Linked DNA regions of Homo sapiens: region 2 is linked to region 1. Evidence: read pairs that join two places in POLR2A ChIA-PET (ENCODE). Cell type or tissue: OCI-LY7. All regions are shown on one strand. Links, peaks and the distances in the headings refer to the core of each region. The heading gives the core; the rest is flanking DNA.

Evidence for each region. Peaks named below come from ENCODE experiments on the same cell type or tissue, not always from the same donor. Only the 100,000 strongest peaks of a DNase experiment are listed, where the experiment ranks them.
Region 2: POLR2A ChIA-PET joins it to region 1 with 12 read pairs; 15 of 35 experiments call an interaction of 5 or more read pairs at or near these places.

The regions. Positions count from the first base shown.
Region 1 is chr5:141,478,174-141,483,548 of GRCh38, reverse strand. The region is part of intron 1 of PCDHGA1 (protocadherin gamma subfamily A, 1); the gene reads right to left. All of the region lies in intron 1 of PCDHGA2 (protocadherin gamma subfamily A, 2), which reads right to left. The region is part of intron 1 of PCDHGA3 (protocadherin gamma subfamily A, 3); the gene reads right to left. The region is part of intron 1 of PCDHGB1 (protocadherin gamma subfamily B, 1); the gene reads right to left. It also overlaps PCDHGA4, PCDHGB2, PCDHGA5, PCDHGB3, PCDHGA6 and PCDHGA7, and 12 more genes. Among named protein-coding and RNA genes, the nearest start is that of PCDHGC4, 4.2 kb to the left of the region's middle. In OCI-LY7, for the core only: a CTCF peak has its summit at 4,991; a DNase peak (open chromatin) is centred at 2,578; H3K4me3 peaks cover 3,487 bases; H3K27ac peaks cover 2,664 bases.
Region 2 is chr5:141,526,712-141,532,086 of GRCh38, reverse strand. DIAPH1 (diaphanous related formin 1) reads left to right here. Exons shown (of 28, transcript NM_005219.5): 20 at 2,390-2,484; 21 at 2,814-2,915; 22 at 3,146-3,385; 23 at 3,505-3,634; 24 at 4,390-4,514. Among named protein-coding and RNA genes, the nearest start is that of DIAPH1-AS1, 29 kb to the left of the region's middle. In OCI-LY7, for the core only: no CTCF peak of the experiment used is centred there; DNase peaks (open chromatin) are centred at 2,086 and 2,826; H3K4me3 peaks cover 4,229 bases; H3K27ac peaks cover 4,524 bases.

The DNA.
Region 1 (5,375 bases), core at 148-5,147:
GCACTGTCAACCACCCAGCTTCCTTAGTCAGGATCTAGGGGGATCAGCCTTGACTCATCCCTGTCCCTCACTTCCTATATCATGTCAATCAACAAGTCCTGATGATTTTATTGTAGTCAGCTCCCTCCATCTGTACTGCCACTGTGCTGGTTCAAGCATTTATCAATCTTCTCTTCAAATATTGCAATAGCTTTCAAACTATTGCAAAGAGATAAGATCTCTTTGCCTCCAGTCCCAATGTCCCCAGTCCCTTCACTTATGACTGACAGAATAATATTTCTAAAACAAAAAAACCTCATGATATATGCATATCAGTTCAAATTTCTGCAGTGACTGTCATCTATATGGAATAAAATAAAAACTCCTTGGCTTGGCCCAAAGGTAACTCAGGATCTAACTCCTGCCTACTTGCTTCACCTCATCTCCTACAAAGACTGTCTGTTTTACACGCACACTTTTTTTTTGAGATGGAGTCTCTCTCTGTTGCCCATGCTGGAGTGCAGTGGCCTGACACCAGCTCATTGCAACCTCTGCCTCCCGGGTTCAAGCAATTCTCCTGCCTCGACCTCTCAAGTAGCTGCTCAAGTAGCTGGAATTACAGGCACCCACAACCACACCTGGCTAATTTTTTGTATTTTTAATAGAGATGAGGTTTCACCATGTTGGCCAGGCTGGTTTCAAACTCCTGACCTCAAGTGATCTGCCCACCTTGGCCTCCCAAAGTGCTAGGATTACAGGCATGAGCCACCGTACCCGGCCACACACACAGTTTAAGGTTCAGTGATAATGAAATACCATAATCCCTCTGCATGGAATTTCTTGCAATGGCCCCTCCCTGCCCTGTCCTTTCCCCTTTACTGTCTGACAAGCTACTACTCAACCTTTAGATCATAGCTCAAGCATCACCACCTCTATCATTTCTTCCTTTCTCCAGGCTCATTTAGGTGTTTTTTCCCGTTTGGTCCCACTGCATCTTATGCTATGCAGATCTCCATTATCTTTTTTTTTTTTTTTTTTTGCATGTCTGTCTCATACTGTACTCTGGGTACCAGAATGATAACTTTTAATTGTTTACAGTGTCTGGCACATAGGGATGCTAATAAATGGTGAATATCAGTATTATCATTTTTAGTTCAACAAATAGTTATTGAGTACTTGCTCCATACAGGGACTTTATATGCATTACTTTTCACTCTCACAACAAGTTTGCAAAGTAGATATTCTCTTTATTTTATAGATGAGGAAACTGGAGTTTAAAGAGATTAAAAGACTTACCTAAGCTAAACAACTAATATGTACAGTACTATACTTATATTGGCAATTTCACACCAAAACAAGTACCTGGTCTGTTTTACTAGAACTGGAGCATCGTAAAGCCTTAATCTTACATATCTTTGACTTGACCTTTTTATGCCAGCCATATGATTCTCCCATCTCTAGATATTTTTTTTTTTTTTTTGAGATGGAGTGAGTTTTGTTCTTGTTGCCCAGGCTGGAATGCAACAGCATGATCTTGGCTCACTGCAACCTCTGCTTCCTGAGATAAAGCGATTCTCCTGCTTCAACCTCCCAAGTAGCTGTGACTACAGGCACCTGCCACCACATCTGGCTGATTTTTTTTTTTTTTTTTTTTTTGAGATGGAGTTTCGCTCTTTCACCCAGGCTGGAGTGCAGTGGCGCGATCTCGGCTCACTGCAACCTCCACCATCAAGCGATTCTCCTGCCTCAGCCACCACGCCTGGTGAATTTTTGTATTTTTAGTAGAGACGGGGTTTCACCATGTTGGCCAGGCTGGTCTTGGACTCCTGACCTCGTGATCCGCCCGCCTCCGCCTCCCAAAGTGCTGGGATTACAGGCGTGAGCCACCAGGCCCGGCCTGATTTTTGTATTATTAGTAGAGATGAAGTTTCACCATGTTGGCCAGGCCGGTCTTGAACTCCTGGCCTCAGGTGATCCGCTGGCCTCAGCCTCCCTAAGTACTGGGATTACAGGCGTGAGCCACTGAGCCCAGCCCCATCTCTAGATTTTTACTGAGACATAATTCACATACCATGCAAATCACATATTTAAAGTGTATAATCCAATGGTTTTCAGTGTATTTACATGTACTAAACTGATACAATCATCATCACAATCTAATTATACAAGAATTTTGTCACATCCCTCCAAAAAGAACCCAATATCTATTGAACAGCTGTAGATGTTTAAATAATAGTTGTCCAGGGGCTAGTGCTTTAGGAAGGTTTTTCCCTTAGATGACTGAAATACCATTTTATGTCTTCCTACAGTGATCTTTTAGAGCTATGCTATGTAATACTTTAAGGCTGGGAGACCTTACCATGTTTTTTAAAAAAATTGGGCCTGGCCCAATAAAGCTGGATTCTGGTTCTGCAAATACCAGAATAACACTTTACTTCACAAATATGCTAAATGATGGATTGGTAGGTTCCAGAGTACTGCTTTTCTTTTTTCTTTCTTTCTTTTTGTTTTTGAGGTGGAGTCTCGCTCTGTCGCCCAGGCTGGAGTGCAGTGGTGTGATCTGGGCTCACTGAAACTTCCACATCCTGGGTTCACTGATTCTCCCTCACTGATGCTTCCGCCTCAGCCTCTAGAGTAGCTGGGACTACAGGTATGCGCCACCATGCCCAGCTAATGTTTGCATTTTTAGTAGAGACGGGGTTTCACCATATTGGCCAGGCTGGTCTCAAACTCCTGATCTTATGATCCACCCACCTCAGCCTCCCAAAGCTGTGGTTTTCAAATTTGTCTGCACATTAGGATCAAGTGGGGACCTTCAAAAAATGATGCCTATGTCCCACCCCCAGAGACTGTGCTTTCATTTGTCGGGGTGTGGCCTGGGTTTCAGAATTTTTAAAAGGTCTCTAGGTGATTTTAATGTGCAACCAAGTTTGAAAACATTGTTCTAGGGAAAATGCCAGTTGCTTTCCAGGCTGACCAGAAGAGCGGCAGTTATTTCTTGCTGGCTTTCATGCTTTCTTAGCCTTTTCATATGTGCTTCTACTTTGTCATTTTTGGTTGTTCTCATATGTGTATTTCTAAGGTGTGTTTGAGATTTTAGGTGAGTGAGGAACTAATAAAAATAATTATAGTAATAGCTGATAATTTTTTTTTTTGAGACAGGGTCTCACTCTATTGCCATGGTTGAAGTGTAGTGGTGCAATCACAGCTGACTGTAGCTTCAACCTCCCAGGCTCAAGCAATTCTCCCACTTCAGCCTCCCAAGTAGCTGGTACCACAGGTGCATGCCAACACACCCAGCTAATGAAAACACATTTTTTTTTTTTTTTGTAGAGACAGGATCTCACTATGTCGCTCAGGCTGGTCTTGAACTGCTGGCCTCAAGCAATCCGCCTGCCTCAGCCTCCCAAAATGCTAGGAGCTGGCTAATAATTGTTTAACAGTTATGATATGCCAGGCACCATGCTAAACACTTTGCATACATTATATCATGCATGAATCTTATAAAACACTTATTATTCCCTTTTTGCATATGAGGAAGAGGCTTAGAAAGGAGATTGAGTAACTTGGCCACAGACTCCTAGTTGGTAAATGGTAGAACCTCATTTGACTAACTGCCAAATCCAAGAGTTGATAGCAATGATGCACTGAGTAACAAAATAACAGTGTTTCTCCTACAGTTGAGAGTATGTATAGGGTTCTCTCCAGGGCAAAGGCCTTGCAGTCACCTTGCATGGATACCATGCCTTGGATAGTATCCTTGCATACCACCCTGAATTAATGAATGCTTTACCTGTCTAAGGATATGAATTTATCTACCTTTCACATTGTGCATATACTTAAGAAAAATAAGGCTGGAAGGACAGGGACTAACACTGGAGGCACCAAAAAGACTCTCCTTTTGTAGTTTCTGGGATTGTTGTTGTTGTTGTTGTTATTGTTAAAGAGACATGGTTTCCCTATATTGCCTAGGCTGGAGTGCAGTGGCTATTCACAGATGTCATCCCACTACTGGATAGCACAGCAGTTTTGACCTTCTCCACTTCCAACCTGGGCCAGTTCACCCCTCTTTAGGCAACCTGATGGTCCTGCCCTCCCAAGAGGTCACTGTATTCATGCTGAACTTAGTGCAGACAGTGGATTGATCAATTGATCAGCATAGTGCACCACAGCCCAGAACTCCTGGGCTCAAGCAATCCTCCCACCTCAGGCACTGAGCAGCAAGAACTACAGGTGCACACCACTGAGTCTGGCTACTTTATGTTTTCTTGGGTTGCCTAGATTTATTTTTGAAATAAATTATTACTTTTATAATTAAAAATGGTTATCTTTGGGTTTGGAGATTATAGTTTTAATTTTTTAAATACTTTTCTGTATTTTCTGAATTTTCTAGCAAACATGCATTACTGTTATAAGGTAAAAATATTTTGTAAGCAGGGTGCACATCATTTCCAGTAGAATGCTTGAAATAAAATTTAAAGGATGCCTGGAATTTCATTTCATTCATAAAAAATTATCTGAGAATGAGGTACACGATCTGTATAAACAAAGGAAAATTATCAAAAAGCTATTAGTTTTAATACAAATGTCACAATCACTTGAAAGGTGGAGGAATGAGGTAGTTTTTGTATTCCTAGAAGCTGCCACTGGTTAGAGGTATCCAGCAGCTTATTCCTAATGTAAATGATACCAAGCTAAACTCTGATCGCTGAGATCTTGTGTTTTAGCTTAACCATCCCTTAGCAAGATTGGTTAGTTGTGATAGCAAAAGAGTGCTGAGGATGTGAATTAGGTCCACAGATGAGTCAAGTATCTTCCCCCTGAAATGGGACCACAAACCACACTCTGGCAGGCCACCATCTCACAAAGGCACTAACTTTGATCTAGGAAGGGCCAGTTGAAAGTGTGAATGCATCACCAGGAAAACATCTTCATCACTAAAAAAACAGCTCCATTCCTTCCTCAATATGATGTAGGAATAAAAAAGCACTAACAGGGTCAAGCATGACTTGCTAAACCTTACCTGTCCGGGAGGGGCGCTCTCTGCACCCAACACCTGCCTATAGAACACCGGATCACAGCTCCGCAGCGTGTTCTGGCGGCTGGCCAGTGGACTGGCTGCACCAGGTTTCTTCAGCAGCGGGTCGCTGCGGCGGGAGTCCGTGGTGAGATACACCTGATGGTAAAGGTGCGGCGACATCAGGCCTCCCCGCACGGCGTCCGCGTGCAAGGAGGGCCCTGGTGTTCGGTACAGTGAGCTCACCGGGGCTCGGTATAGGTCTCTAGACTGCTTCCACTTGTAAACTTTGAATATGATTACTCCGAACACTGTGACCACAAACCCCACAGAAACCAGGATTAGAGAAAGAAGTAGATAAAAGGTGAGATTTTTTTTC
Region 2 (5,375 bases), core at 83-5,082, 49 kb before region 1:
CTGCAAGTAGTTGAGTACAACTGAGTAAAGTTTAAATCAGGAAAATGAGTGAGATTATCCTGTGTAATTTTTAGGAAGGCTGCTTTGGCAGTGATTTTGAGGCTGGATTGCTTTTTATCCTGTGTAATTTTTAGGAAGGCTGCTTTGGCAGTGATTTTGAGGCTGGATTGCTAAGGTAAGGGGAGACTATAGGCAGAGATGAGTTATGTCATTGTTTTAAACTAGGTGAGATGTGATCAGGGCCTGAAACTAAGGTGATGAGAATAAGAGAGGGAGAGGATATTAAGATGGTAGAATTAGGCTAGGTGCAGTGGCTCATGGCTGTAATCCCAGCACTTTGGGAGGCTGAGGCAGGTGGATCACTGGAGGTCAGGAGTTCGAGACGAGCCTGGTCAACATGGCAAAATGCTGTCTCTACTAAAAATAGAAAAATTAGCTGGGCATGGTGGAGCACGCCTATAATCCCAGCTACTCATGGGGCTGAGGCAGGAGAATCGCTTGAACCCGGGAAGCGGAGGTTGCAGTGAGCCAACACCATGCCGTTGCACACCAGCCTGGGTGACAGAGTGAGACTCATCTCAAGCAATAAATAAATTAAAATAAAAAACTAGCCAGATGTGGTGCCGCATGCCTATAGTCCCAGCCACTTGGGAGACTGAGGTGGGTGGAGGATTGCTTGAGGCTGGGAGGTCCAGGCTGCCATGAGCTATGACTGCACTGCTGCACTCTAGCTTGGGCAACAGAGTGAGATGCTGTCTCAAAAAAAAAAAAGAGAGAGAGAGAGAGAAGGTAAAATTAATGGAATTTAGTGATTGACTTGGGATAAAGGAGAAGGTGCTTTGAGGTTTAGGTCACTCTGCGGAAAGTGGTACCATTTACTGAAATAGGAAAATTCAGCAGGAACAGATTGTCTTTTCGGGGAGGTGGATGTGAGAGGTAGCAGGTTGGTGTCTTACTTAAAGTATATTCTCTAAGTGGCTGCCATCTTTTCATTGGCTTTGTGGTTATGGAATAAATCAGAGTCGTGGAAGTGAGAGAGAATAGGCTAGTTTAGATTGCTATAAAGTGAAAGAAAGAGAAACTGGTAATTTAGAGAGGAACATTGAGTAAGATTTAAAAAACTTGATTATGTATATATGATGAAGGGAAAGGTCTGTGGGGCTGCCTCTTCTGTTGACACATGAGGAAAGGATGAGTACATGGGAGTATATATACTTAGACGTAAATATATGAACACATGCCTCCTATAAGCTTACGAAAATGTTGGTATAGTTTTCTTCTAGGCGATTCCAAAAGGCTTATCTGAGTCTTTTCTAGTCTGGCTCTAACCAAGAGCCCTAGTGCTTTATTTTTAAGTAGGATAAGAGAAAGCTGAGCAAGTAATTTGACCAGTGGCTTTGATTTTTCTCAGTGAAGAGGAGCAGGGTCTTCCTGGAACAAATGGGGAAGTGGTGGGGCAGTGGGGAAAGTGGGAATATGTTGGAGGACCTGCCAAGAAGGGTGGGAGAAAGTGGAATTGGGACACACAAAGAGAATTGCTAACAGCGCGGAGGCCCCAGTTATCATTGGTGCTACTGCAAATTCATAGACTCCAGTCCGCATCAGCCTAGGTGTCAGAGTAGAGAAATGAAATGGCTAGACTGACCAGGGACCCAGAAGGAGAAGGAAGCAAAAGAAAGGTAATAGTAGGAGTAATAATACTAATGGGAGTCATAGTAGAGAGCAAATGAACTGATGGTTTAGAGGCTCCTAATGAAATAGGAAAGGCAGAGTGGAACTGATATATCAGTGAAAACAGAATGGTCAGGAGACTGGAAAGAGAGGTCCTGATAAGGCTGAAGAGTCAAGTGAGAGATTAGAAAGGGAGAGTTGAAAAAACAGGATGTATTTGTTAGGGAATAGGATATGGTGGTTTAAGGTCAAGGCAGCTTTGAGGATCACGTCCTGAGAGTGGGGAACTAAAGTAGAGTGGGGTGAAAGTCTTTGACGTATATATACTTTTTTGAGACGGGTCTCGCTCTGTTGCTCAGGCTGGAGTGCAGTGGTGCGGTCACAGCTCACTGCAACCTTGACCTCCTGGGCTCAGGTGATCCTCCCACCTCAGCCTGCCGAGCAGCTGGGACTACAGGTGCACACCACCACGCCTGGCTAGTTTTTGTATTTTTTGTGGAGATGAGGTTTCCCCATGTTGCCTAGGCTGGTCTCAAACTCTGGGGCTCAAGCGATCCGCCCACCTTGGCCTCCCGAAGTGCTGGGATTACAGGCATGAGCCACTGTGCCTGGCCTAAAAGAGCCCTGTTAGGAAGATTATCCAGCATAGGTTTGCAGGATGGGTTGGAAGCGGGAACAGACCGAGAAGAACATGTCTTAATATCTCATTTTCTGGCAGCAATCTTTTTGGGTTCCTTCCGCATGCCCTATCAAGAGATTAAGAATGTCATCCTGGAGGTGAATGAGGCTGTTCTGACTGAGTCTATGATCCAGGTAAGGAGTAAGGTGGTTCTGCTGGAGCAGGCTCTTCTGTGTCGCTGGGCACTGGCCTCATCTCTGTGTAGATGAAGAGGATCCTCCTCCAGCATTGCTGACTTATGAATGCTGGCTTTGAGAAACTGCCTTTTCTCTGGTGGTCAGATTACTTCTGGTATATTTTGCAAAAGTACCCCCATCTCAGTAGCTGCCTCTCTTCTCCCACCATATGTTTCTTTCTGTATGGTCCTTGAGCAGAGTGTGGGACTGACAACAGAGTAAAAGTTGTTTAGGCTTGAGTTGTTAGCGAATTCCCCTCCAGCTGAGATGTCTCTTCTGTCTTTCAGAACCTCATTAAGCAAATGCCAGAGCCAGAGCAGTTAAAAATGCTTTCTGAACTGAAGGATGAATATGATGACCTGGCTGAGTCAGAGCAGTTTGGCGTGGTGGTGAGTGAGGCCTGTGGCAGTAAGCGGTTTTCCACCTCCTGTATTCCCCTCCCCTCTAGAGAGCAGCCTGGGCATATGCTCCTTGCCGCTTGTCTGTTTTTGAACCTGTCTTAATCTCTCTCTTCTCCCTGCTCTGGAGCTGTGATCCTCCCATAGGAGGCTCAAGCGTGTATCTTTTTCTGACTTCCCCCTCTTTTGACTGTAATGGAACTGCTTGTGTTCTTTACTAGATGGGCACTGTGCCCCGACTGCGGCCTCGCCTCAATGCCATTCTCTTCAAGCTACAATTCAGCGAGCAAGTGGAGAATATCAAGCCAGAGATTGTGTCTGTCACTGCTGCATGTGAGGAGTTACGTAAGAGTGAGAGCTTTTCCAATCTCCTAGAGATTACCTTGCTTGTTGGAAATTACATGAATGCTGGCTCCAGAAATGCTGGTGCTTTTGGCTTCAATATCAGCTTCCTCTGTAAGGTGAGCCAAAGAGGTAGGGCAGGACAACACAAGGAAGGCTGTAGCCTCTATGAGTTCAGTGTTGGCAGGAGGCCATCTTGGACATGTCAGGATTTAACAGTTTCTCCTCTTTCTCTAAGCTTCGAGACACCAAGTCCACAGATCAGAAGATGACGTTGTTACACTTCTTGGCTGAGTTGTGTGAGAATGACTATCCCGATGTCCTCAAGTTTCCAGACGAGCTTGCCCATGTGGAGAAAGCCAGCCGAGGTGGGGCAGTTTGGAATGAAGCTAGAGCCCAAAAGTCTCTGCATGGGGAGGGAAATAAGACACAGTCTAGATGTGAGAGCATTTTCAGTTCAGACTATTTCAAGTGGAAATGAGATAGGATTTAGGCATGGTGCCTAAGTCACAAGGGCAGAGCGTATGGCTGAGGAGAGATCTTTATGTGTAGAAATAGGAAGCACTCTTTCTCTTCCTAAGGAAACACCAAACACCAAAAAACAGCTAGAAAGGCAGGTGTTTTTAGTCTAGGTTAATAGTTCTTTTCATTAAGAAAACATAGACTACATTAACAAAAATTAGGCCTCACTGTCCTGGAACTAGACAAAGAAAAAGCAGCATTCACTGGAAATTGGAACAGATTTCTGCCCCCGCCTCTATATTTCTATGTATATCTCCTTCCTCCCAAACCCTGTTCTCTAAAATAAATGAGACCAAGATCTCAGGGGATTTCATAGATTCATGTTAAATTAAATGAAGTCTCTCTTCTGTTCCTAGTACTGCATACCTTGTGAAGGCTGGAGGTTCAATGATCAAATAATTTATAGTTTCACTGGAAAGATGAAAACTTAAGTATGTGACACAACTAAAGTACATAAGGAACTAAAATTATTAAGTACCAGAATGTGTGTATAGACTGAAGCTATGCTCTGAAAGGTGAAACTAAGGGGTGTTGAGGCTGGGATTATTAGTAAGCTCTTGCTGTCTGTTTTTATGGTTTTTTTTTTTTTTTTTTTTTTTAGTTTCTGCTGAAAACTTGCAAAAGAACCTAGATCAGATGAAGAAACAAATTTCTGATGTGGAACGTGATGTTCAGAATTTCCCAGCTGCCACAGATGAAAAAGACAAGTTTGTTGAAAAAATGACCATATCCTCTCTTGAAAGGAGGGAGTTGTTCCCTAGGAAGGGAAAGAAAACTTCCTGTAGTGGGGGAAAAACAGGATAGATAGGGCAGTATGCAATTTTTTTCTCTTAAAAAACTCTTTTTCTTTAAATACATAGTTTTTTGGGTTTGTTAGTATTTTGAGACAGGCTCTCTCTGTGTCACCCAGGCTGGAGTGCAGTGGTGCCATCACGCCTCACTGCAGCCTTGACCTCTTGGACTCAAACGATCCTTACCCCCTCAGCCTCCTTGGTAGCTGGGACTACAGGCATGTGCCACCAGGCCCTGCTAAACTTTTTGTAACCTTTTTTTCTTTAGAGATGGGGTCTCACTTTGTTGCCCAGGCTGCATAGTTCCTGAGAGCATTCCATTGTTGTGGAGTAGAAGCACACCATGCAGATCAACCATAAAAGTCCCACCAACTCCCCTGCCTGTACCCCGTCTCCACTACACACGCTCACACATGCTTCCCTCTCTTTCCCCTCCCCAGAGGTAACCACTGCCACTGGACTTTATTCTGATTTGCACCTCATACATTTATTTTAAACAAAAACTGCATTGTATTGTGTTTTGCACATATGTCTTGGCCATGTTTCCATAATAGTATTTATAGAAAACCTCCTTTTAGGTCAAGAGATGGAGACCATCCTGGTCAGCATGGTGAAACCCCATCTCTACTAAAAATACAAAAAAATCAGCTGGGCGTGATGGTGCGCGCCTGTAGTTCCAGCTACTTGGGAGGCTGAGGCAGGAGAATTGCTTGAACCCAGGAGGTGGAGGTTGCAATGAGCCAAGATCGCGCCACTGCACTCCTGCCCGGCGATAGAACAAAACCCTGTCTCAAAC